2 separate regions of the Homo sapiens genome follow, and region 1 is linked to region 2. Evidence: chromatin contacts called from ENCODE POLR2A ChIA-PET data. All regions are on one chromosome and are shown on one strand. Each heading gives the region's core, a stretch centred on a gene start or an enhancer-like site at or near the end of the contact. The rest is flanking DNA. Distances are from core to core; before and after follow the strand shown.

Evidence for each region. ChIA-PET counts read pairs that join two places held with the same protein, here RNA polymerase II (POLR2A).
Region 1: POLR2A ChIA-PET joins it to region 2 with 5 read pairs in PC-3. The contact joins the promoter of DBNL here to the promoter of INHBA in region 2. POLR2A ChIA-PET finds 5 or more read pairs at or near these places in 2 of 52 experiments (AG04450 and PC-3).

Annotation. Positions count from the first base shown.
Region 1 is chr7:44,041,510-44,049,433 of GRCh38, forward strand. DBNL (drebrin like) reads left to right here and starts at 3,193. Exons shown (of 13, transcript NM_001014436.3): 1 at 3,193-3,311. The coding sequence starts at 3,229. LINC00957 (long intergenic non-protein coding RNA 957) reads left to right here. Exons shown (of 3, transcript NR_072982.1): 3 at 2,744-2,787. RefSeq lists a silencer at 3,233-3,452 and an enhancer at 3,391-3,891.
Region 2 is chr7:41,700,057-41,707,529 of GRCh38, forward strand. INHBA (inhibin subunit beta A) reads right to left here and starts at 3,034. Exons shown (of 3, transcript NM_002192.4): 1 at 2,949-3,034; 2 at 1-461. The coding sequence starts at 318. The region is part of intron 1 of INHBA-AS1 (INHBA antisense RNA 1); the gene reads left to right. RefSeq lists an enhancer at 5,075-5,164.

The DNA.
Region 1 (7,924 bases), core at 1,943-4,442, 2.3 Mb after region 2:
CTGCCTCAGCCTCCCCAGTAGCTGGGATCACAGGTGCCCACCACCATGCCAGGCTAATTTTTGTATTTTTAGTAGAGATGGGGTTTCGCCATGTTGGCCAGGCTGGTCTCGAACTCCTGACCTTAAGTGATCCGCCCGCCTCAGCCTCCCAAAGTGCTGGAATTACAGGCATGAGCCACTATGCCCAGCCACATTCTTAACCTTAAAGGGCTCTCAATATGGAGATAGAACACTGGAGTCGAAGTCCCAGCCCCCTCTGTCGCTCTCTCTGAAGCTCAGTGTTGTCATTTGCAAGATGAGGACAATATAGCATGCAACCTCACCTTCAGAAAAGACTCCATGGACTTTGAGGCCAGAGAGTTGCTCCGGAACAGGGTGTTGGTCTTTTGTTACTTGGTCATAAGTAGGCGTTTTCCTTTTGATTTGGTTCTAGGAGGTTAGTGTGCATTGGCGTTCTGTTGCCTGCTTCCAGCCCCTATTCTCCTGCCTCAGGTTCATTAGAAAAGACTGAGTTTGGGGCCGGGCAGGGTGGCTCACACCTGTAATCCCAGTACTTTGGGAGGCCAAGGTGGGCAGATCACGAGGTCAAGAGATCGAGACCATCCTGGCCAACATGGTGAAACCCTATCTCTACTAAAAATACAAAAATTATCTGGGCATGGTGGCACGTGCCTGTAGTCCCAGCTACTCAGGAGGCTGAGGCAGGAGAATTACTTGAACTTGGGAGGCAGAGGTTTCAGTGAGCCGAGTTCGTGGTCACTGCACTCCAGCCTGGCTACAGAGTGAGATTCCATCTCAAAAAAAAAAAAAAAAAAAAGAATGAGTCTGGCCCCTTTTTGTCTTTCTCTCATCCTCTTTGCCTTTCACCATGTTATGATGCAGCAAGAAGCCCCTCATCAGATACTAGTGCCATGACCTTGGACTTCCCAGCCTCCAGAACTGTGAGAAAATAAATTTCTGTTCTATGTAAATTACATAGTCTGTGGTACTTTGTTATAGCAGCACAAAACAAACAAGACAACAAGCAACAATCATGTGAACAGAAAGAAAAATGGGCATAACAAATGAACCATGTTTTTGTCCAAATTAGGTTCACAAGCCCTTATCTGCACCATCCAGACTCAAACACCTTAAGATTTTGGTAGTTCATTTGGTAGCAAAAACTGACCTTAATTGTCATGAGGATATTTAGAGTCGTCTTATATTCCACTTAGCTGATTATTCACACATATCACACACTTAGCTGATTATTCACACATATCACAGCAAAAGCATGAACATGTCTGATTACCAGTTCCTGTCCAGATCCTGTGATAAGGGCTTACCCAGGACATACATGGTATAACTTTTCTGAAATCTTAGATTGAATTCCAAAGCACATCTGGACTTAAGGGATTGTGGATATATACATATATATACTATATGTATATATATACACATATGCATATATATACATATGTGTATATATATACATGTGCATATATACATATACATATGCATATATAATATATGTATACATATACATATGCATATATATACATATGCATATATACATATACATATGCATATATACATATGCACATATACATATACATATGCACATATATACATATGCATATATACATATGCATATATACATATATGTATACCTATACCTATGCATATATATACATATATGTATACCTATACCTATGCATATATATACATATATGTATACCTATACCTATGCATATATATACATATATGTATACCTATACCTATGCATATATATACATATATATGTATACCTATACCTATGCATATATATACATATATGTATACCTATACCTATGCATATATATACATATATGTATACCTATATCTATGCATATATATACATATATGTATACCTATACCTATGCATATATACATATATGTATACCTATACATATGCATATATATACATATATGTATACATATATACACACATAGTATATATACATATACACTATGTGTGTGTGTATATATATACACATATATATACTATGTGTGTGTATATATGTATATATATACTATACTTTTTTTGAGACAGAGTCCCGCCCTGTAGCCCAGGCTGGAGTGCAGTGGCGCTATGTCGGCTCAGTGCAAGCTCTGCCTCCCTGGTTCACGCCATTCTCCTGCCTCAGCCTCCCGAGTAGCTGGGACTACAGGCGCACGCCGCCACGCCTGGCTAATTTTTTGTTTTAGTAGAGACGGGGTTTCATCGTATTAGCCAGGATGGTGTCGATCTCGTGACCCCTTGATTCGTCCACCTCGGCCTCCCAAAGTGCTGGGATTACAGGCGTGAGCCACCGTGCCCGGCAGGATTTATATTTTAAGGAGGCAGGGGAGTTATTCTCCATGGGAGGAAATAAGCCGTGAGCTGCCTTGCGCTTTGGCATGTTTCTCTATCATACAGATAAGAAGCTAGTTCAGTCAAGTGTATGCAGATTTGTGGATGGAAAAACTGGTGCTCCCAGGAGGAGGGGAGCAGATTGAGGAATTACTGACACCTTCTAGGGGCGACCAGCCAGATGTGCAGGTGAAGCACAAGACAGGTTCTCTTCATGCCTCCACTATCCTGGCCTCGACCAAACTGCAGAGGGAAAAACTCAGGTGAGAGTGAGAAAGCACAGTCACTTTCAGTTAGGTTTGTAGCGGTGTGATCGTCACTTAGCACTCATTTATTCGTGTATTCATACATTTATGCATGTTTCTTTCACAGATCAAACTGTTGAGGGTCCACAAACAGGCTGAAGACCTCGTCTGGAGGGAGACTGCAGTGAACCCAAGATCGTTCAAATAAGCGCATCGACATAACAAGATTTAGAAAAGAATAAGCACGGTGCTGTGAGAGCAGCTAGCGGGGGCTGGACTGGGTCCCTGCGGCCAGGCTTCCAAGTCGAGCTGCCGTTTGGGTGGGACCAGAAGACGGGCTAGTCTGCGCCCCAGGATCCCTCCCTGAGGACAAACAGAAGGCCGGGTCCTCCCTTCTCCCGCTTGTCCTTCGGCATTCGCGGGACCTGCATGCTAGACCAGCTGGCCGGACAGCTCGCTAGGACCCGCGGGTGCGGCTGGCCCCTACCATTTCCGCTTCCTGCCGTGGGGCGGGGTTTCCGGTTGTCGGAGGCGAGGCTTGTCGGCTGTCAAAGGGGCGGCCCGGCCCGGCCCGGAAGCTACAGCAGCGGCGCGGAGACTGCGGGGCGGGCCATGGCGGCGAACCTGAGCCGGAACGGGCCAGCGCTGCAAGAGGCCTACGTGCGGGTGGTCACCGAGAAGTCCCCGACCGACTGGTGGGCGGCGAGACGGGCCAGGGTCGGGCCAGGGGCTGCCTCAGGGGTGGGTCTGTCTGGGGCGAGCGGGGGACTCGGGGGGAGCGGGAGCGCGAGCGCGGAGCGGTGCCCAGGCAGGTGGCCTGGGGCTTACCTGTCTGCCCCTCCACACCGCAGCAGGAGTGCTGTCTCACCCTCGTGACCCCTTGCCCCGCCGATCGTGGACAGGTTAAACCCGGCTTGGGGGGACCCAGTGAGTCCCCGCCCCTCCCCCTGTCGCTCGCCACCCACTGTGGGCTTCGCGGGCTTCCATGTTGGATCCTCGGCCTGGTCGTGCTTGCTAGCTTCGCCAGGTTCTTCTTTCCAGTCCTGGGACTTCCCTGGAGAAGGGGTTCCTGCACAGCCCTCTCTGAGAAGGCGGAAGCCACGCCCGGTTTTTTTGCAAACGCTGTGTTCGGGGATGGGCATTTGAGAGCGGCCTGGCAGCCGGGCTGTGAATGTGAGCCCTGCCCTGGGGGCTTCAGACGAGGAGCTCAGGGATCTGGGTTCTTGGCTGTCTGTGAACGTGGACTTCAGAACTTTCGTTTCTCCAAAAAGTGTACTCTTTCTTGTGCCTGAGCCATGGGAAGATGTACGAAAGTAGGATGCTCGCTATCTATTTGGGAAAAGGTCCCATTTTCCCTCTACCACCCAAGATATCCTCACTTTCCTCTTTGCTTAAATTGTTTTTACTGACCAGTTTTGAGAAATCCCAGTTCTGAGAAATATGCTGAGTATGGTGGGCTAAGGTGACCAACTTTGGGGAATAGAAACTGGGCCTTGGAGTCTGAGTCGTGGTGGGGCCACACTGTGGTCAGCACTGAGGCCCTCCCAACTGTCTTCCCCTTGTGTGGGGGCCATCTCCACTTGTGTAAGTGCTTTCTCATCTCCTCTGCTCTCCGTAGTGCCCAGCACAGAGCGGCTTTTATGCAGTGTACTATTGTGACCCTGAGGATGTTATGGCTTTGCTTTTTCCTCAGCCCTGGGCCATTAGGGGAAGAGCTTTAGAACACCAGTTGCTTGGTTCTATGGGGTCTCTGTAGACTCTCCTGTCAGGTCTGAGTGCCCTGGATGGCACTTATGCCAAACAGCACATCTTCTGTTTTGGAGGCATCTAAAGAAGGATATCTCGTCATTTCCTTGGTGGGGTTTTCTGCCTGCTTTATAATCCCTCAGATTTACCCACGTCAGTCAGTGTTATTTTTCTCAGGAGAGTTTCTAGATGTCAGCCCTCTGTTTTGCCTCTCTCCTATTCCTGTTCGTGTTTCTCTTAGACCTCTCCTGTTACTTCAAACCCAGTCAAAAGTATCTCTGCAATGAGTGCCCCATTTTCATGTCCACATCATACCACTTGGCTTTAGAACCCAGAAGAATCTTTGCCCCTCTTCAGCCCTGCCAAATTAAAGATTTTGCTTCTTAACATGCTCTTGATCACTCTGTTTACCCTGGCAGACTTACCTAGGAGCTTCCTGGCACTCCTCATCTATCTCCCTTCCAGGTCTCTCTTCATCATCAGTCTTCTCAGGAACCATCACTGGTTTGGGATGATGCCTCCCAGCCCACCTGGCAGTTTGGGCTTCCCTCTTCAGACCTCCTATGTTCCTAGCCTTTCCTTGGGCTGCTTACGAGAGCTGTCTGCTACCACTCCTGGCCCGGTGCTTACCCACCCCATCTACTCTCTGTCCCTCATGAGGGTTGTGGAGCCTCCTCTTTCCCCTCATGAAGTCAGAACCCACCCATCTCACTGGACTCATCTGCCCAGACAGCCATGCTATGCTCCCTCCCTACCTCCAGGCTCCTGCAGCACTACAGGTTGTGTCACTCAGCAGCATAACCCACTGACCTCCACCCTCATCGTCACAGCCATTAAGGTAGTTACTCAGCAGATACTATGTGGCAGATTCCTGCACACTGCGGAAAAATATCTGGACCATGTCACTTCCGTGTCTGTAACTCTACAGTGGCTTCCTGTTGCATGTTGAATAAAGCCTAGACTCCTTGCCCTGCTGATGCCCTGCATGACCCAGAACCTACCACCCCTTTCATTTACCACACTGTGGCCACACCTGTTTGTCACCACTCTGGCCGTCTTTCTCTTCCTCAAACTTACAAGCTGGTTCCTCTTCAGAGTCCTTGCTCTGCTGCTTCCTCTGCATGGAGCACACTTTTTCCACATCGTCCCAGGTGGCTCCCCAGCCTTCACTTCTTGGCCCCGAGGTTGCCTTCTCAGAGAGGCCTTCCTTGATTCCTAGCTCCTTGTTTGTAGGCACTTTTTCCCATCTTTCTGTTTGACTTCCTTCAGACACATGCCAGACACAAAATATGCTGGAAATCCTTATGGATTTTCTTGTCACCTTTATCTCTTACTAGAAGGGGTGGGGTGGGCTCTGTCTCTGTCCTCGGTGCTTGAGGCACGGTTGTTACATGTGGCAGATGCTTAGATGAAGGATGGACCAAGTCATACAGAAAAAGTGGTAGAGATATCAGAGGAAGAAGAGGTGGTCTCTAGTTTGGTGGGTCATAAGAGGTTTCACACACACAGTGCTGGCATTGGGGAGGGCAGATAGAGTGGGGAGCAACCATGACATCAGCTCTCCATCTTGGATCTGTCTCCCGCCCCTGCTTACTCCGTATCTTGGCATGGTTTGTTCTCACCTGGTTCATGTGTCACCTTCAGCACCTGCTTCACTCTCTAATAGTACGTTAGTGTTAGGTGTGTGTTTTTTCTTCCGTTAGAAAGTAAGTTCCATGGGCAGGACCTTTTAGGGATTGTTCATAGCTGCATTCCTGTAACTAATAAGCAGTAGGCTCTCAGTACTTATTTTCAAAGGCACTATTGAATTATAAGATGCTTGACACTCCATATGCCTTGCTGTTCAGAGGCCAGTGCACCATGTTTTTTCATGTTGATTTGAAACTTCCTTCGCCCTTCTTTCAAAAGGCCTCTGAACTGGGAATGAGCCTCTGCGCTGGGAACATTCTTAAAGGTGGCCTGGGGTAGAGAGGGATCAAGTCAGAGGGATAGGTGGCAGGCATTGAGCTTGGCTCTTATTATATTAGCTGCTGAGTCCCTTTTTTTTTTTTTTTTTTTTTTTGAGACAAGAGTCTTGCTCTGTCGCCCAGGCTGGAGTGAAGTGGCACGATCTTGGCTCACTGCAACCTCTGCCTCCCAGGTTCAAGTGATTTTCCTGCCTCAGCGTCCCAAGTAGCTGGGATTACAGGCACCCACCACCACACCCAGCTAATTTTGTATTTTTAGTAGAGACGGGGTTTCCCATGTTGGCCAGGCTGGTCTCAAACTCCTAACCTCAGGTGATCCACCCGCCTTGGCCTCCCAAAGTGCTGGGATTACCGGCATGAGCCATCGCAGCTGGTTGAGTCCCTTCTTGCAAGAGCTGGGTTGAGCTGCCATCTTCTGTTACCTGCTGCTTGTGCCAGCTTGCTATCTTCTGGGAGCCAGGGCTTTGTGGCCATCAAGAGGAATGGGCTTCTTTCCTCCAGGGAGTTCCCCCCAGCTCATGCTGGCAGTGTGCCACCTCCCAAATCTTTCTCTTGTTTTTCTGTGTTCTTTTCTCTAGTTCCTTTTCTCTGAGTGTTTCTCATTCAGTGTTTCTCTCCTGTATTCTGTCTCCCCTCCTGGTAAGGAGTGCCTTTTCCCGGAGGCCTGTCTCCTCCCTACCAACCAGATCCACTGGGCCTGGGTCTAATTTCTTCCATTTTTCTGAGGCATAAGTATCTCTGCCCAGTGGCACTGGCAAAGCCCTGGGGAAGCCAAGTTGAAGCTGATTTGGTTCCTGTCCGACTGTTTATCCCTGGAGCTTCTGTCTGGCCTGCCTCAGCAGGCCTGTGCTTTAGAGCCTGGGGAGATGACACACACTGGACTGGGTTTTGCCTTTGACTTATAGTCCAGTGGGTCAGTGCCTCCAGCCCATGTCCAGCAGCCCTGCTGGGGATGTTCAGTTGCTGCAAGGTTCATGCTATTAGCAAGCCAGAATGAATCTTTACCAGAGTTTTGTTTTTGTTTTTGTTTTTAAGAGTTGGGGTTTCACTCTGTTGTTTGGGCTGGAGTACAATGGCATCATCATGGCTCACTGTAGCCTCGACCTCCCAGGCTTAAGCAATCCTCCCACCTCAGCCTCCCGAGTAGTTGGGACTACGGGCATATGCCACCACGCCTGGCTGATTTTTGTATTTTTGGTAGAGACAGGGTCCCACCATGTTGCCCAGGCTGGTCTCAAACTCCTGGGCTCAAGCGACCCTCCTGCCTCAGCCTCCCAAAGTCCTGGGATTACAGACACGAGCCACCCACCTGGCCCAGAGTTCTGTTCTTTTTTTTGAGATGGAGTCTCACTCTGTTGCCCAGGCTGGAGTGCAGTGGCGCGATCTTGGCTCACTGCAAGCCCCGCCTCCCGGGTTCATGCCATTCTCCTGCCTCAACCTCCTGAGTAGCTGGGACTACAGGTGCCTGCTGCCACGCCCAGCTGATTTTTTGTATTTTTAGTAGAGATGGGATTTCACCGTGTTAGCCAGAATGGTCTCGATCTCCTGACCTCGTGATCCACATCTGCCCGCCTCGGCCTCCCAGAGTGCTGGGA
Region 2 (7,473 bases), core at 1,784-4,283:
GTCATCCTCTATCTCCACATACCCGTTCTCCCCGACTTTGCCCACATGAAGCTTTCTGATCGCGTTCAGAAGCGCCGCCTTGGGTACCGGCTGGGTGACATCGGGTCTCTTCTTCAAGTGCAGCATGTTTAAAATGTGCTTCTTGACGGCCTCCACCATCTCTGGCTGAGAGTTGGGTACATCCTTTGGGAGGGCGGCCAGCGCACAGGACGGACAGTCGGGGGCCGCGCTGTGCCCCTCGGATCCTGGGGTGGGGGAACTCCTCACTATAATCCAGCAACTTGCCAACAGAAATCCTCTCAGCCAAAGCAAGGGCATCCTGGCAGCAAAAGTTGTTGTGATTGCCTTTTTAAAAGGCCCTGCTTTTCCTCCCCCCTCACGCGCAGGTTTTTTTGTGTGTGTGGATTTTTTTATTTTTTTTTTTGGTGTTTTTTTTTTCCTTCTCCTCTTCAGCAAATTCTCTGGAACAAGAACAAAAAGTTTTCTGTGAAGTTTTGTTTGCAGGTTCCTCTCTGAATGCAGTCAGTGCTGTAGGTTTGTGGCTGTCAGGGAGGAGAGTTCTGACTGTCTCCGAGTAAGAGAGAAGGAAGGAGGGAGGGAGGGAGGGAGACAGGGAGGGAGGGAGAGACAGGGTGGCGGGGAGACAGACAGAGACAGAGAGAGAGGATGGGAGGGAGACAGAGACAGAGAGAGAGGAGAGAGGGGGAGAGAAGAGAGAGGGAAAGAAGGGGGAGAGAGAGGGAGAGAGGGAGGGAAGGGAGGGGGAGAGGGAGAGAGGGAAAGGAAGAGAGAGAGAGAGAGAGAGAGAGAGAGAGAGAGAGAAAGGATTGGCCCTAAGTAAGTGAGTGAATGGAGAGGGAGGGAGTTTGCTGTGAGTAGGGCTGTGATTAGGGAGGGAGGGACAGCCCGTTTTCTGACAGGCTGCTCTCCTTCTGCTCTTAGCTTCCTCACAGACACCTCTCTTCAAATATCACCATTTTCGGGGGTTCTACTTTCTCTTCTAAAATAAATTATCCTAATTTTGTTCACTATTTTTTTTTCTTTCTCTGCCCAGTCTCCTGGTTTCACCTTCTTCCTTTTTTGGAGGGGAGAAAAGAAACCCCAAACAAACACAGTGTCTCAATCAATAGGGATGAATTGATTGAAAAAGTGTTCCCACCGCCCCTCCACCCAGCCAAGCCACAGCCCTAGGTGGTAGAACGCCCACCTGGCCACGTGGTGGGGCAGAGGGTGCAGGGAGGTCCAGTGGACAGGTAGTGGAGGTCAGGGAAGAGGGACTCAGGGGTAACAGAGGATTGTTCTGGCCTGATGGGATCCAGGGGAGATGGTCCTTTCCCCCAATTCATTCATATTTAAATGTTCAGGTCATCAACACTGGCAGGCAATCTGAGGAGAGCGCAATGGAACTTTTGTTTGGGGTCATATAATACACTCCACTCTTCCCAACTGTGAAATGCAGCAGGGCACTGAAGGACCAGAGGGCAGGCAGCCTGTCACAAGCCCAAGTTCCAGAAGCGCTTTCTCCCCGTCGCGTTCAGCTGCCCCCTTCTGCCGGGGACCCACTCACTCTCACACATTACAGCCTACCACCACTCGCCGGACTTCACAGATAAAATGCAAAATTCTCTTGGCCTTTCCCACATCCTTTTATAAAAAGAGTGCACTCGTATGACTTGAATAACTGGTCCTATGGGAAAAGACTCTCTAAAATATATTGGCAAATTATTTTTCTCTGTCATGTGGTAGTTTTTTCAGCTTGCCCCAAGCCTGTCCCGACCAGTGCATTCATAGACAGCCTCCTTGACTGCTTCTTTTTCCCTCAAAGGAACAGTGCAGATGAAATCATCATGGATTTTAGTGTGCACAGAAAAAGAAAAATGTGAATTTTTTAACAATGCCTTTCTAAGGCTTAAAAAAAATTCTTCCCCCTCCCCTCTTTTTCATTTTCTGTCTTATTGCTTTTATCTTGCAGAAGAATCTTTAAGGGGTCCATCTGTTAAAGCGTTCCTTCCCTCTCGGTTTCTTTCCCACACATAAGCCCTCTTGGTTTCTGAAGATACACTCAGCTTATATCTGACACCTAGTGTGTTCATAGCATTACAGTCAAGCAATGCAGTTTAGGTGGAAAGAGTTAATAAATATCATTACTACAAGATAAGATCTGAGTGCAAGGGGAAGAGGGCAAGAAAATTGTGACACTAAGTTATAATTACAGTTTGCACAGGTTAACAATGCTTTCTGAATTATATATACTGTCCCCTTTTCCAAAACAACTATTTGTAAGACTTTTTCTGTTACAAGTAACCTAACACCTTTGGGGTTTCAGCTCCAGAAACATCAATTACTCCACCATTATTGTTAAAACTTTGTCAACATTGCCTAAAAAGCCTCATATTTTTTACGGGGATGGTGAAAGAGAATGGGGGAGGCAGGGGACATTTGTGTTACAATGGTTTTATAAAAAATCTTTGTGCTATAATACTTAACATCATCCACCTATTTGGAGTCACATATACAGTACCCAAAATGTTTTGCAGTTCAATTAAGTTTTACAAGAAAGTCTGAAATACAACCAAAAGTTTAATGGCTCTAAACAACTCAGGAGTCCTAATAGCAGCATTTAGATAAGTGCAACTTATCAATATTTGGATTCTCTCTGCATCTGAGTATGTGTGTGTTCCCTGAATTTACTGTTTGCGAATGTAACTCTTAAAAATAGCTTTCTCTTTGGCATATGTACTTGTATATATGTGCTGAGTGGCTTGTATAAACATATAATCTATTTGCATGCTCTAGGACTATTAAAAGCTGTATTAACCTGCCTGAATAATATAAAAAGGTACACATCACAATGCACATTGGAAATGCCAATTAGTTGTAAAATTCCTCCTAGCTTTCCTATCTTTGAATGTGTAAAGAGCTCAGAAGTAAGAGTTAAAAAGCATTACCTTTCTGGTCCCCACTCTTCCACCAGCCGGCTCTTGTATCATGTGGTAAGAGCTGTCTGAGCTCCTCTTCATGGTATTGGCACTGTGAAGTTTTATACTGTACTACTTATTTGTACACCACACATTGGTACCACTGAAACAGAGGAGGGCTGGGGCTTTGTTTGGGATTGGTTGGAATCAGCATGACATCAGCGGATGACTGGTTTTTCCAGTGTGAGACATTTCATAATTCATTATCTAATGGAAAGCCCTTCCTGGCTTCTGAGACACTACTGGGTGATGCACTGAGCCAGTGAAACCTCTGGCTAGGATTACTCTACCTTTTAGAAAAACATTGGAATCAAATAGATATGTCTCAATGAGTGTGTCCAACTTTCAACTTTTACTACTCGCACACACGTCTCGTTATATTCAGGTTCAGTTTTATGTCTTTACATAAAACATCTGTTACTTCATGAAGTTGCTTCTATTTACAAAGTATTTTATTGTTTCTTTCAGGAAAGAAAATTGGTAGTGTTCTTTATAGGGATTCTAATTTTATATTTTTAAAATAAGCTATTTCATTGAGGAAAAAAATTGGGAAAATCTGTATAATCATATGATGATGGTCTCCCCCGACCCCAACCAACTTACACTATTATTTTACATCTTGAAATTGAATGCCTGCTTCATAAATCAAGAACTTTGGAAATAGTAATTCTCTTTAAATGAACTTCATAAGTATCCTTCCCAGGTCTTTAGAATCTCATTCTAACTAACCAAACACACACACACACACACACACACACAACAACAACAACAACAAAAACCCTCATGCATCATTCTTTTTTACCAGAACTTCAACTCCTATAATTTCTAAATTGTTACAAATATAACAGCAGATTAATGAAAAGAAGTGAACACTCCTTGAAATAGGGGTAAAGCTGGTCAGGCTTTTTTTGTGGGGGAGGGGTGTTGGCAAGTCTGGTAAATAACACAGGAGGAAGGGGTCCTCTGACAAGAACGGTGAAGGGTTGTTTGAAGGACTACAGTTGAAGCATAAGCCCAGTTCTCATGACAAGTTGGATAAAATGTGCAAAATTGGGAGCTAATGAGAGCCATATGACCAGATATGTTGTTTTGTATGCAGGATTTAACATGCATAAAATAAACTTTTCACTGTGCCCACAAGCAAAATATAGAGGCTCTGGCCTCCTGATGTGTGGCTTAAGCAGGTTCCATTAGGACACCAGAAGTTTTCTGTGTAAAAGGGTCTCTCTTGGCTAGATACAGAGAAAGTGTGGGTGCTGAGCTGCATGGGGGTGGGGGGAAGGAGTATTCTAAGAACTGCATATGCAGAAATGAAGTAGGAAAAAAATCATTAGGTTGTAGAGGAAGAGAGTGAATCTGAGTGGCGAAGACAGAAATAGGATTAATGATGGTGAACTCCAAACCTGCCCCTCAGCTTAGCACTGGGTGAACTCAAACCCTTTATAAGAAAGAAACTTCTCCACCCTTTTTGCTGAGAATTAGTGGAGTCAATGACCTTCAGGGCATCTAAACTCACCCCTGACCCACACATGAACCCTAGTGTCCTGAAAACATCCCCTCCGCCTCCACACAAAGTAGTGTGTGTGTGTGTGTGTGTGTGTGTGTGTGTGTGTGTGTGTGTGTAGGTGACGTGGGGTGGGGGTGGGGGGCACAAAACAAACCCAGATCAGATCCCAGTTCCTCTGCTCACTCACCGTGTAAACTCAGGCCTCAGTGTTCCCATCTATAAAATGGGATCCATGATATGAACCTGTGGGGGTCAAGTGCAGCTGTCAGATAATAATAAGTGATACTATTTCTGAGAAGCCTGGTGGCTGTTCTTAAACATGGGTGTCACAGGAATCTGCAGCTCTCTGACCAGAGGAGCCACAACACAAGTGTGACTCTGAAACTCCGCTGGCCATCTGATGCCACCGAGTGCCCACCTGCCAGGCCAGCCTACCAGCCGTGCTGCAACCCCTCTGCAACCACCTGCACCACAGTGGCAATGCCTCCTCCCTCGGTGCAAATCAAGGTGGGGGTGGTGGAGGAAGCAGGCAGGTTAAAATAGCTTCTGTGGAATATTCTAGACTGGGAATCAGCTTTTCCCTGCGGAACTCAAGGGCCCGGGGCACAAGCTGGTCAGCCCAGTCCTGACCAGAATCTCCTTCTCCTTCCTTGGTTTGGTTTCTCTTTCACTTCCCCCTCCCCCGGAGCTTCCCCGCACCCCAGGCCCTTCGGGTCCCGGCTTCTCGGCCCTGCTACTGTACCTTGAGCAGCACCTGCTGGCAGCTTCCAGGGATCACGCCGGAACGCGGCCGCTGCTCGAGCCCAGCTCGCAGGATGCCTGGAGCCAGGGCCAAGCCGGTCTAAGCGGCAGCCTCTATTTTTACCCTGAGCACCAGCAAGGGCAACTTCTTTTAAGAGCAGCTCTTGATTTTTTCCCCCCTTTTGGCAGCTAAAGAATTCAGGGAGGGGAAAAAAATCACTGTTCAGTGAGTGCAGCTGGGAATCTCTGAACCCAGCCCTCAGTGCCAGGGAGTGAAACCACAGCAAATGTCAGGGAGCGGGACCTGCGGAGGGGCCGGCTGGCTCCCCGCGGACAGAGGCGAGCCGGGAGCGCTCGCGCACCAGCCAACTGCCCCCTTCTGAGTGCGGAGCGCGGTCCTCCAGCGACTGCACTAGCAAAGTGGCCCGCTGCCACCGCGTTATTCACCTAGTGGAGGCGGCCTGATTTACTGGCGACTTCACAAACCCAACTCCACGCTGGAGCATTTGCATGGCTCTGTTCTCGCCTCGAGGAGCAGCCACTAGCGAACCCGGTGGAGCAGCTTGCTGCGAGAAGGAGCCGGGAGGGAAACTGTGGTACCTTATTTTACTGTAATTGCAAAAGGAACGATGTGCCAGAGATTTATATTTAGAAGTTGTATGTTTCTACTTTTATGTAAATGGAGCAATTAGGGCCTGTCTTGCTGCTGCTAACTCCAATGCGTGTGCATTGCTGGGGAGCTGGTGTTTTCAATCACAATTAGTGAGCTGGTCAAAAAACAAAGTTCGTTTAAGGATAAGAGCTCAATTGTGCGAATGGGGGAGAGGCCAGCGTTCGTGTGCTGGCCCGTGGCTTACGGTGACACCTAGCTTAGGGCCACGGCCAACCCTATAGTGGTGTTTACCTGTGGCAGCAGCTGTCCCTGTTCAAAGTTGGCATAGATGAGGAAGCAAGAATGTTCACTTTTCTTCTCAAACCGTCTGTCCTTCAGCTTTCATCCACGCTATTAACTGGTCTCTTTCCTCACTACTCCTGGAGCAAGGAGACAGGACCAGAAAAGGGAGTGGGGGTTGGGGCATTTTTCAGGGCTCTATTATTTTAGCTGCTGCTCACGGATTGCTGTTATTCAGTCAAAAATACAAGCCAGGAGACGCGAACGCCCCAAGCAGGTGACTGGGATGTTGTTCTCTGATTCAGCTGAAATGACACAAGGCTGGGGGTTCAGAGGCACGGACAAGAGTGCTGACGAGTCACGGTGTTTTCTTTCCTTCCTATGAAAAAATCTGTTTCCAAAAAAGCATGATTTCTGGTTCATCCCGTCTGGGAAACCGAACATAAAACGTGACTATGGAGAGAAATCAAAAGGACTCGAGGTGTTCCCAGCAGCTGATGTGTTATTCTGGGGCTCAGGCCGGAAAACCTGGCCTTGTTGGTGAGGGGTGACTCCCTCCAGAGGCAGCTCAGAATCCAGAGAACGTGGGCAGGATCCAGAGTACTATTTGCTGCAGGGAGACTGCGAGAGTCTGTGATGAAGGGTCTCATCAAATGGTTTAAATCGAACATGGGATTGGCAAACCCTGCCTGTTTCCTGGACAGCCGCAGCCTGTACATAGCTTGGGCTGAATGTTAGGTAGAAAGATTTGGGACAAAGGAGAATCAGCGTTTCACGTTCAAAATTGAACTGGGAAGCTGTTTTGCTTTTAAGTTAAATCAATGAATGAATAGATCGAAACAGAGAGAGAGAGGAAAGCATTAAAAAGTCCCCTGAAATTCATTGAGAACAACAGGGTCAGAAATGGTTAATCTGAAACTTGACTCGTAAGCTTCACATTTCTTTCAGAACCACCAGAATATCCCACAAGGCCTTCTGCTATGTAAGAGCACTCTGTTTTTAGATTATTTGGAAATGCTGCTTTCTGAACCAAGGGAACCCAGATACTAGAACTAAAACAATTAGGGAAAAGAGAAGGAGGAAGAAAACCCAGTAAGTAACCTATTACTCTTCATTCTACAGCAGTGGTTCTCAACCGGGGCGATTTTGCTCCCCGGGGAACATCTGGCCATGTTTGAAGACATTTTGGTTGTTACAGCTGGGAGGGAGGTTCTACTGATCATTAGTGGGTAGGGCCCAGGGATGCTGCTGAATATCCTACCATGCACAGGACAGCCCCCAACAACAAGAAATTACCTGGCCTACAGTGTTCATTGTTCTGCAGTTGAGATACCCTGATTTCATATTATAATTGT